Linked DNA regions of Mus musculus: region 2 is linked to region 1. The links are chromatin loops, found by intact Hi-C in ENCODE. Cell type or tissue: heart. All regions are shown on one strand. Each heading gives the region's core, and the rest is flanking DNA. Links, peaks and the distances in the headings are about the cores only.

Region 1 (5,380 bases), core at 126-5,125:
CTAACAAAATGTTTCCCAAACTCAGAGGGCTCATCACATCAAGTATTCCACAATGGAGAATGTTTCAGTCCAGTATGTGAGACTGGGGACCTGCCATCAGTTCACCTTCAGAGGTTGTGGATACAGCCACAGTGCAAGGCCACTCGGATGATAAGGAGAAAGGAAAATACTTTAAACTACCTGGGCCAAAGTCTAGCCAGAGTGACCCCAAGCTTGGTTTTCCTAGAGAACAATTTCCTATGCTAAGGACCAGTGTCACAGGATACTCTCTTCAAACAAAGTCCATTGCTGGCTGGGACCCAGTAGCAGCCATGACTCCGGGGAAATGGTTCTGATTCTTTTTCCTGCTGGATCTGAAACTCGATACTTAGATTTATATTGCCACAGCCAGGAAACCAGAAAGGTATAGATCGGTGTTTTAAGTACAGTTCATCTTTTTTCTCCATAACTATGGAAGGCCACGGCAGGGTGTCGGGTGAGACTGGGCTCCGTGCTCTGGCTATGCTGCTGCTACTCCAGGGAAAATCCCCTGCCTGCTGCTGTCTGACAGCATTTCCTCAATGCTTCCCAACAGTGACAAGGGGTAGACACCCTCAGTGTCCACGGTACTGCCGCTGGGAATGGCCTCTCTCAAGCTGCTTCTCTACCCCACTCTTCTTGGCAAGTATCCCCATCTCTCCAAAGGCTTCTTTAGCCCTACCACACCCATGCACAAAGCTTTCCATCCCTCCAACTCAGGCCACCCTACGGACTCCACCACACAGGTCTGTCCCCTCCTCCCTCCCACTCCTGGCATCGAGGGTGAGGAATGTCTGTGTTAGTGTCAGTATCAGCTGCAGCACCCGATCAAAGGTGTTCACGCTTTCAGGCACTGGGCTGGGGTGACAGTGCACAACCTCAGGGCTTCTGCTAGGATTTCCTGCTCAGGATGCACTCCTGAGAGAGGTGTGATGACTGAAAGCGACAAGAAGGCGGTTAGTGCCCACGGGTGACAAAACAGCCATGTCACTCCCATATGACTCCTTCTATCCTGTGTCACTCCCATATAACCCCCTTCCCTCCTGTGTCACTCCTTCTGACCCCTTCCTTGTCCAGTTGCCATTCGGCCACATCTCACTTCCAGTCTTTGACCTCTCTGTGGTCAGGATCCACACTGCAAGAGCTGAGGGTGCTGCTGAGCACTGAGTGACTCTTAGTCCTCACAGCAGCTATAGGAACCTCATCCTGTGCATTTCAGTGATGGGAAAATTGAGGCACAGAGTTTATAAGCCTCACCCTTCCTCCCATACCTAGAACAGTGCCCACTATGTGACAGACATTTAGTAAACTTTTGGGGAGTGGATGAACAAATTATGAAGAACTGAGGTGTGCCTATATCATATCTGGAAGCTTCCAATTTCTGACAGTCGCTGTCATCCAGGAAACAAGATTCAGAAGGAAAAGCGAGTCTCCAGTGTTAGCAATCTCTGTTGCGGTATCCAGGCACAGTCTGTGTGACTAAGTCACACAGGACTTGGACTGTGACCTGTTTAATGGTCACTGTTCATCCTAAAAAGATCTCATCATTGAACCCTCAGCCAAGCCCTGGGCTAGATGCTGAGCCCTCCCATTGGCTTCCAAGTGCCATAGTGCTTCTTAGTTTCATTTCTCAAACGTCCAGTGTTTGGAATAGTGTTGCTAGGCAATGAGCCAGCCTGCCTCACCTCGACTGAGACTCCCGTCACATGATATCAAGAGAAAAACAGACTGAGGCTTAGTGAGGCAGTGAGCATCGAAGTGAGCAGCGAGGGGCATTGCTCTTGCCCTCTCCTCCATGGCCTGACATCAGAAGTGACAAAGAAATGAGCAACTCGAGTTGCTTGTCTCCCCGCTTTCTCTGAACCCCAGGAAAGAAAAGGAAGGCAGTGGTCAGGACTCAAAAGCCATGTAAGTATCAGTGGCTAAGCAATGATAGCAAGGGAGAAACAGTTTCTAGCTAGCAGTATGTGCCCTTCTAAAGTAGACCAGACTCCCCTCCTCCCCTCCAAAGCCATCACTGTGGGGACAGCCTTACAGGAAGCTATGTGCACATCACCTCTGCCACCCCACCTGACTGTTGAAATAAGGCACCAGCACTCGACACCCACAACTGAGACGCAAAACCCCAAGGTCTTTGCACGGGGAGGGGAGGACAGACAGCAAGGACAGAGGCACAACCTGGTGCTAAAGGACTGTCCACCAACAACAGGGGAAAAGGCTCATTACAGTTCTCAACTCCCAAATACAGAAACTAATTCAAGAGTGGAGAGAGGCAGCAGTTACAAAGGTGGGGGGCACAGCAATGAGTGTCCACCGGGTGGATTCCCACTACATTTGCAGCCTCAAGAAAGACAGATGGCGTCAGGAAGCCTCGTGCTCAGACCACCCGCTCTGGGCTGGTCTGCAGGTGCTCAGCCTTTCACACTTCACAGCGAGGGTGACAGAGCTGAAGAGACAGCAAACACCCACAGGAGTCATGAGCAGTCCCTAGAGTCTCATCATTTCCAATAGGTCCGTTCTTTTCTTAAGCTTTCCAGCAGCTATTCAGCACCCCTGTCCACCACAAGGATACTTACTGGGCACAAAGAGCCTGTTGTCCCTGGTATAACCACAGTCAGGCTTTGCCGAAGGCATTCTCATGCCAGGCAGGGAGATCCAGGGTCTCCTGGCACGGCCACATATCCCCTTGGGGTTGAAATCACCCCAACTGAGAAGATTAAGCGTCTAGAGAGGATTAAGGGTACACATCCAGGAAAGGGGGCTTCAGAGGCTTGTAATTGTAGGGATGCCATCATAAAACAAAAACCATGTCCACCCATTTGGAGGCCTAGACACTGTGTTTGGAATCAGTAAATGAATCCTTTAAGGGTGCTAACAGTCTCACCTACAAGTTACTGAACACTTAACACGTGTAACTCTGAGATACATTTTTCCAATCTGTCTTTTCAAATTGTAAGGTACAACTCTTCTGAGTATGTTTCTTGTATATATGCGTTTAACCTTCACAAACCCACCAGAGGAGCAAGCACCATTGCTAGCCCAACACCAACACAAACCTTGGTTTGAAGCTAGTGAGCTTCACCAGAGTGGCCCCTGGTGGTGAGGGTGCTGCAGTGCCACTTCCAGCCATCAACAGGGAAAGAGTGGCCCCTGGTGGTGAGGGTGCTGCAGTGCCACTTCCAGCCATCAACAGGGAAAGAGTGGCCCCTGGTGGTGAGGGTGCTGCAGTGCCACTTACAGCCATCAACAGGGAAAGAGTGGCCCCTGGTGGTGAGGGTGCTGCAGTGCCACTTCCAGCCATCAACAGGGAAAGAGTGGCCCCTGGTGGTGAGGGTGCTGCAGTGCCACTTACAGCCATCAACAGGGAAAGAGTGGCCCCTGGTGGTGAGGGTGCTGCAGTGCCACTTACAGCCATCAACAGGGAAAGAGTGGCCCCTGGTGGTGAGGGTGCTGCAGTGCCACTTACAGCCATCAACAGGGAAAGAGTGGCCCCTGGTGGTGAGGGTGCTGCAGTGCCACTTCCAGCCATCAACAGGGAAAGAGTGGCCCCTGGTGGTGAGGGTGCTGCAGTGCCACTTACAGCCATCAACAGGGAAAGAGTGGCCCCTGGTGGTGAGGGTGCTGCAGTGCCACTTACAGCCATCAACAGGGAAAGAGTGGCCCCTGGTGGTGAGGGTGCTGCAGTGCCACTTCCAGCCATCAATAGGGAAAGAGGTGCTTTCTTAAACACAGCTCACATCACATATTCCAACAAAAACATTAATTCAAATGTACAGACACTCGGCTGTTAAACAGGAGGTGAATGAAGTAAAGCTGACATAAACATAAAGAAATGTCTACTAAGTAGTGGGAAAGCATCCAGTCTGGGTGGCTTTTCCCACAGGCAGACAGCCAGTCACAACCCTAAGTGCCTGCTAGTGAGGTACCAACATTCAGAGTGCTTTCCACATACTGAGCATCCCCTGTTAGACCTTACTTTCTGTGTGTGTGCACACATATGAGTTCAGTGTGCAGTGTGTGTATATGTGTGTGTGTTCATGCATACAGTGACTACTCTAAACTCACTGGCATTCACAGGATTCACAGGGCATACTGAGTGGCCGTCATTATCTGTCTGTGCTGAGGTCAGCACTGCTGGCCACTCAACAAGAAGATATGACTGTGGCACTTGCCTTTTACAAAGAAAGGTGACATTTCAAAACCCTGCAAACTCAGCCCAGACCATCAGAGTTCTGCTGCCTTCCAGGCTGGTGACCACATTCACTTATGTGAACCAAGGTGTGAAGAGCTGGAGACTTGGCTGGGACTGCAGCTCAGTTGTTGGGTGTTTCCTTGCATGCGCCAGTCTCAGCACTGGGAACATTATTTATATAAGCTGTAGGCCAAGGCCAAGGCTGCTTATCCACACTGCCCTATCAAGGTCTCTTATATCAACGACTGCTACCCACTGAGCACACAAGACTGTAGCAGGGGATGAAGACATCTTTCTTTGACATCACAGCAACTACCAAGAGCAAACAAGTCACCACAGGCACACAGACTCAACAGGTGGCTCCATCCCGCTGACAATGAGAACACGAGGATCAGGAAAGTTGCAGGGAATCCCGGCTGGAACAACCAAGAAGTGGAGCTGTTAAGGGTCAGCCAGGCCAGAGACAATGCTCACAAGCACACAGGAAAAGAAGCATTTGCCAAGGCTTCCCAGTGTCAATCCTCTGTTACATCAGACTAATCCTGTAGGGCTACACAGACAGCCCTTCCTATCCCTCTCACAGATAAAGCAGGGGTGGGTGGAGGCACCCACATTTCTGAAAGAGGCATGGTCCTTATCTTGCAGGAGCAGAGTGGACAAGAAAAGCCTTCCCACATGAAATCACCCCTGAAAACAAAGGCTAACCCACCCACCCATTCACAAACAACTGTTCTGCACAGCCCATATAACTACCAGACACCCAGAGTCAAATGGCCCACCAATGTGGGCCTTTCCTTCAGAAGGTTGGCTGGGAATTCCTGATAGGTCTCAAGCCAAAGATGACCAGAAACAACTAGGATTAATTTCTAAAAAAAAGAGATGAATGAAAATAAAACGGGCTGAGTCCCTGCTGCAGGCACAGCTCAGAGGTATCACAAGAATGTCCTCATGGGAAAGGAACTGACCAAGCTGGTGGCTTTGTCAGGGATGGAAATGGCTTGGGAGGCTCAGAGGCAAGATCCATGGCAGCCCCCAGAGAACCAATTCACCTGCTCCATACCCCACACTGGAGAGAGGCTGAGAAGGGCTCTGGGAACCATGCCTGGCCACTAGGAGAAGGTGACAGACAAGTCGTCCTCACATAGACCTAAGTATCTGTTCAGCCCTGCA
Region 2 (5,380 bases), core at 78-5,077, 180 kb before region 1:
CTTCCACTAGCAGCCTTTGGATGAAGACATAGAACTCTCAGCTCTGCCTGCGCCATGCCTGCCTAGTTACTGCCATGCTCCCACCTTGATGATAATGGACTGAATCTCTGAACCTGTAAACCAGCCCAATTAAATGTTGTTTTTTATAAGACTTGCCTTGGTCATGGTGTCTGTTCACAGCAGTAAACCTCTAACTAAGAGACAGTATCTATTTATTTTATTTTATTATTTTTTTAATTAGGTAATTTCTTCATTTACATTTCCAATGCTACCCCAAAAATGTTTTCTATGGTAACTTCTGTACCTGAGATTCTCTCTTCTATCTTTTGTATTCTGTTGGTGATGCTTGCATCTATGACTCCTGGTCTCTTTCCTAGATTTTCTAACTCCAGGGCTGTCTCCCTTTGTGATTTCTTTATTGTTTCTAATTCCATTTTTAGATCTTGGATGGTTTGTTCATTTCCTTCACCTGTTTGAGTGTGTTTTCCTGTAATTCTTTAAGGAAATTTTGAGTTTCCTATTTAAGGGCTTCAAGCTGTTTACCTGTGTTCTTCTGTATTTTTTAAGGGAGTTATTTATGTCCTTCTTAAAGTCCTCTATCATCATCATGAGAAGTGATTTTAGATCCAAATATTGCTTTTCCAGTGTGATGGTGTATCTAGGATTTGATATGGTGGGAGAATTGGGTTCTGATGATGCCAAATAACCTTGGTTTCTGTTGCTTATGTTCTTATGCTTGCCTCCTGCCATCTGGTTATCTCTAGGGCTACCTTCCCTGGCTATATCTGACTGGAGCCTGTCCTTCTTGGGATCCTGGTTGTGTCAGAACTCCTCAGAGTCCAGCTGACTCTGTGATCCTGTGATCCTGAGATCCTGCTTGTGTCAGAGCTCCTGGAAATAAAGCTGCCTCTGGGACCCTGAGATCCTGGTGTGACCAAGCCCCTGGGATCCTGGGATCCTGAGATCCTGGGATCTTGGGTGGAGCTTCCTCCGGGTGTTGTGGGACTGGCTGCAGAGTTTGGAACCAAGGTCTGCTCAGAGCTCCAGCCCAGACTGGAAGGAGGGGTTTTTCTTCTCTTGAACAGGGACAATTCTGTCACCATGCTCAGAGAAGTGAAGAATGAGCCATTTTAGCAAAGCCTGCTCCCAGAATCTACAGGTACAGAAGGGTCATCTCCCTCTTCCTTCCTCTTGCATAAGTCTAGCAAACTAGAAAGACTTTTACATGTGTTTACATGCTAGACATGTGAACAGACTGACCATCAGGGTCTGAAAGGTGACCCAAAACGAGAGCAAAAGTGGGGGTGAAGTTCGAAGAGCTGAGGTGATGGGAAAAGAAGAAAGAAGAGCAAAAGAAATCCAGGAGAGTGTGAGAGGACACGCGAGTCATGAAGATGAGTCAGGGCACCACAGACGCCAGAGAAATAAAGGTGGGAACATGGTCAGCCGAGAGCAGGCAGGGAGGAGGACTGAGCGTCCATCCTTAGAAAGGCTGGGATCTGGGATGCAGGCAAACCTGGCAGGAGGACTTCAGGTTGGGGCTGATAAGGACCAGGGGCACCTGCCAAAGGGCCTTAGACAGCCCCCCAACACCCTACCAAACTCCAGGTCCTTGGCACACTTTCTGGACGTGATCTCAAATACTATCAGAACAGAGAAGAATTTAGAACCGTCGCTTTAATAGGGAAAAAGATAAGAGTGTAACACATTTTTAGCTATTACTCATAAAACTGCTTTAACATGACTTTCCTGGCAGGCATGACTACTAAATGAACAATCCCCGCTAGATCCAAATGTTAATTTGCTCAAAAATCTGTGTGAAATGACCAAGTTTCATGCAGAGGTGTTCCTGCTGGTCCATAAGCTGACATGCATAAGCACATGTATAGGCCTGCACATACACACAGGCACACATGAAAACTTGCACAACATACTCTCAGGACCCAAGCTCCACCTTCCCCTTATTTTTTGTTTTTTGATCTAAGGTGAATATAGTAGCAATCTATGATTAACAATAGCAAAAAAGCAACAAATGGCTAGGAGGTGGTGGTGCACATATTCAAACCCAGCACTCAGGAGAGAGAGGCAGGTAGATCTCTGAGTTCATATCCAAACTGATCTACTCAGAGAGTTCTAGGGCAGTCAGGGCTACACAGAGAAACCTTGTCTTGAAAAGGGAAGGGAAGGGGAAGGGGAAGGGAAGGGAAGGGAAGGGAAGGGAGACAAAGACAGAGAGACAGAGAGAAACACACACAGAGAGAGAAGAAAAGTAGCTAATATTTCACTGTAGTTTCTTGTAATCCCCCTCCATAAAGGTGGAAGGGGGTGTGTTCTAGAACTTTTCTTCCGGTACCTGAAACACAGGATAGAACTAAACTTATCTTTATTCTGTAAATATACAAATATAATAAAGGTTAATTTATAAGGAGGTAGAGTTTCTGCAAAGATTACTTTAGAATTCTTATTGAAATTGCTGTTTCTAGAATTTTCTCATGGCTGACCAGGAAATAGGAAGCACAGTAGTGTGGAAAGAAGGCCAGCGTGGGTGAAGCAACAGCTGTGTTCTATATCGGACTTTAGCCCCTAGGGAACTGGAGTGGCAAGATCATTTCCATGTGAATATGACACTGACCCATGCTCTCTTGTCAGCTGGACTATATTGCCTGAGAGAGTGGACAAGTCCACACAGTTTCAGTGACTTCCTGGAGGGTGGGGTGCTGCTACCAGCCTTTTGCTTGCAACAGATTCTAAGACTCCTGGACTATGTGCTGGGCAAACCCCGAGGTTCTGAGGTAGGATACCAGGCTCTGGTACCTGCCAGGATGCTTCCTTAAGCAACCACTGAAACTCTCTGGGACCTGGCTTCCACATATTCTGGAAGATGGTGACCCCAGTACCCACCTGCAACCCTGGCCCACAGACTTGCTGCTCCTGGGCACTTCCAAGGCTAGGTGATTGAAGATGAGTTACTGCCCTGGGCCACAAGGGGCCACTATTCCCTGTTCACAGTATCAGGTACCAAGTCACAGCTACAGCACACTACAGAACTTTCTGCAATAACCAGGGAAATCAGGCCTCTGCCAGGTTATCAAATGCTCAAAACAACTCTCTGCAACAGTCCTTCTGCCATCCATTTCACAGACGAAAACACTAAAACCCACGTCTACCAAGACACTGCCTGGTATCGCCCCCACCTCCCAGCACTGTGCCCAATACAGGCAGCGGCAAACAAGGTGACAGTAAACAACTGCAAGACATGTGGATCCCTGAAGGAAAAGGCCTTTGGGTCAAAAGGAAGAATGAGGAACTAGACTCAGTATGGATGCAAGCATTAAAACTATGGTCTGAAGCCTAGTGGGGTAACACAAACATCTGGAATCCCAGCAGTGGTGTGGGAGGGCAGATGCAGAGACAGAAGGATCCTCAGAAGCACATGGACAGGGTGAACTACAGCTAGAAGGCAAGAACTGAATCAACTGTGGCCCTCTGATTTCCATGTATGTGCTGGGGCATGTACATACCTGCACATGAATAACCCTCATGCATACAGGTGCGTGCACACGCGTGTGTGCACACACACAAACACAGATTGCTCGGACAAATGTATTAAGTCCAACACCACTGGGTAAAAAGCAAAGGGACATTTCATATGTTTACAAACACATCCTCAGTGACCTAACACATGCTTCTATGGGCCAGCAGAACCATGGGCCAGCAGAGACCAAAACACAAATAAGACAGATGCATTCAGCATGCAACATGTACAGGAGATGATAATTACACATGCTCCTGTTTACTGCAGAGGACTTGGAGCAGGGAGCACAGATCACTCTCCATTCATGTGACATTCTTGAAAGAGGCAAAAGCCATTAGTGGGACCAGGTCAAAATGAGAGCCTAAATTATCTTGACCGAATATTTCTACTGAGTCCCAGGTTGCTTTAGACAAATATTATGCAAGGCACTAGCACAAGAAAACCCAGAAGAGCAAGCAAAGCCCTTTCAGCCATGTAGAGCTGAATATCCTGCCCAAAAGCAACTTTGGAGAGGAAAGGGTTTATTGTAAGGAGTCACTGAGGCATGAGACTGAGATGGCCAGTCATATCATGTCCACAGTCAAGAGCAGAGAGAAAATACACCTACTCTGCTTGCTCATGCTTGGCTAGCTTGCCTCACTCCTCCACAGCTGAGGGGCCAGTCCATGAAATGGTGCTGCCCATATTCAGGGTAGGTCTTCCACCTCAACCAACCAAGACAACCCTGTAAGACATGCCCACAGGCCAATCTGATCTAGATAAATTAGAATTAAGACTCACTTCCCAGGTGATTTGAGGTGTGGCAAGTTTATGGTTAAAATCAACCAACACAAAGACTTGGTTCAAAGAACCTGGATGTACTTTAGCGTGCACAGCCCCAGGGTTGTCTGCCTGGACCCCACCCAGCCCCAAGAACGTGGAACTGCATCTCTACCATGGTATGGGTGTGGTTTGTCATCCAAGAAAACATGACAGCATAGAGGCTATGTGAAAACCTTTAAGAGGTGAGGCCTGCTTGTGTTTGTGTCACTGGGGAAGCTACCCTCAGGAGGATTAAGGTAGCTTTCATAGAGCCCAAGCTTCATGAGAACTAGAAGTTGGGAGAGTAAGCTTGTCTCCTTGCTCTTTTTTATTTATTTATTTATTTATTTATTTATCTATTTATTTATTTTAAATTTCTGCCATGAGGTGATGTAGCCAGAAGGGATGCTCACCAGAAACTTCACCAAAAGCATGTACTAAATATATTTTTTTAGCCTGACTTGGATATTTTTGCTATAATAGCAAAAGGAGGGTTAATTACAGACTGCATTCCAGGCCTCTGAAGGAGATGCTAGGCTGCTAGGAAGGAAGCCTGGAGCTGCCAGTGTCACAGAATGAGAAGCCTGCAAGAGGAAGACAGAAAGAGAAGGTAGGAGAATCAGGAATAGTATCCAGACCATGCACCATTTTAGCACTGAGCTACAGCTATGCCAACTCTCAAAATTGTATGTTATGTGAGCCAACCAACTCCACCTTTTTACTTCAGTCATTGTAAAAAAGTTTCTGAAAATGTTAAGAAGTCCAGCCAAAAGAGGGAGACACACAGATGAAAATACAAGATCAGCAGAGTTGTGACAGAAATGTCCTCAGACTTGGAGGATGCCCAGGGGATAGGTCTGACCACAGTTATTCAAGAAAGGCTTCAGTGAATAGCAAATGGGTCAGTGGGTAAGGGCACTTGCTGCCAATGCATTCCATCTCTGAAATACAGAGAACCAATTTCTGCAAGTCATCTTGTCCTGACTTCCTCATTCACATCATAGCATGCACAAGTATGCACACACACACACATGCACATAGACA

The links. A loop is a pair of places that touch in the nucleus more often than their neighbours do. Peaks named below come from ENCODE experiments on the same cell type or tissue, not always from the same donor. Only the 100,000 strongest peaks of a DNase experiment are listed, where the experiment ranks them.
Region 2: it touches region 1 in a loop (9-fold over the local background); 6 of 42 quality-filtered maps call a loop at or near these places.

The regions. Positions count from the first base shown.
Region 1 is chr16:11,421,803-11,427,182 of GRCm38, reverse strand. The region is part of intron 11 of Snx29 (sorting nexin 29); the gene reads right to left. Among named protein-coding and RNA genes, the nearest start is that of Snx29, 100 kb to the right of the region's middle. In heart, for the core only: CTCF peaks have their summits at 3,083 (motif pointing left), 3,411 (motif pointing left) and 3,732; no DNase peak of the experiment used is centred there; H3K27ac peaks cover 1,206 bases.
Region 2 is chr16:11,601,461-11,606,840 of GRCm38, reverse strand. All of the region lies in intron 15 of Snx29 (sorting nexin 29), which reads right to left. Among named protein-coding and RNA genes, the nearest start is that of Gm32100, 20 kb to the right of the region's middle. In heart, for the core only: a CTCF peak has its summit at 2,986 (motif pointing right); a DNase peak (open chromatin) is centred at 2,730.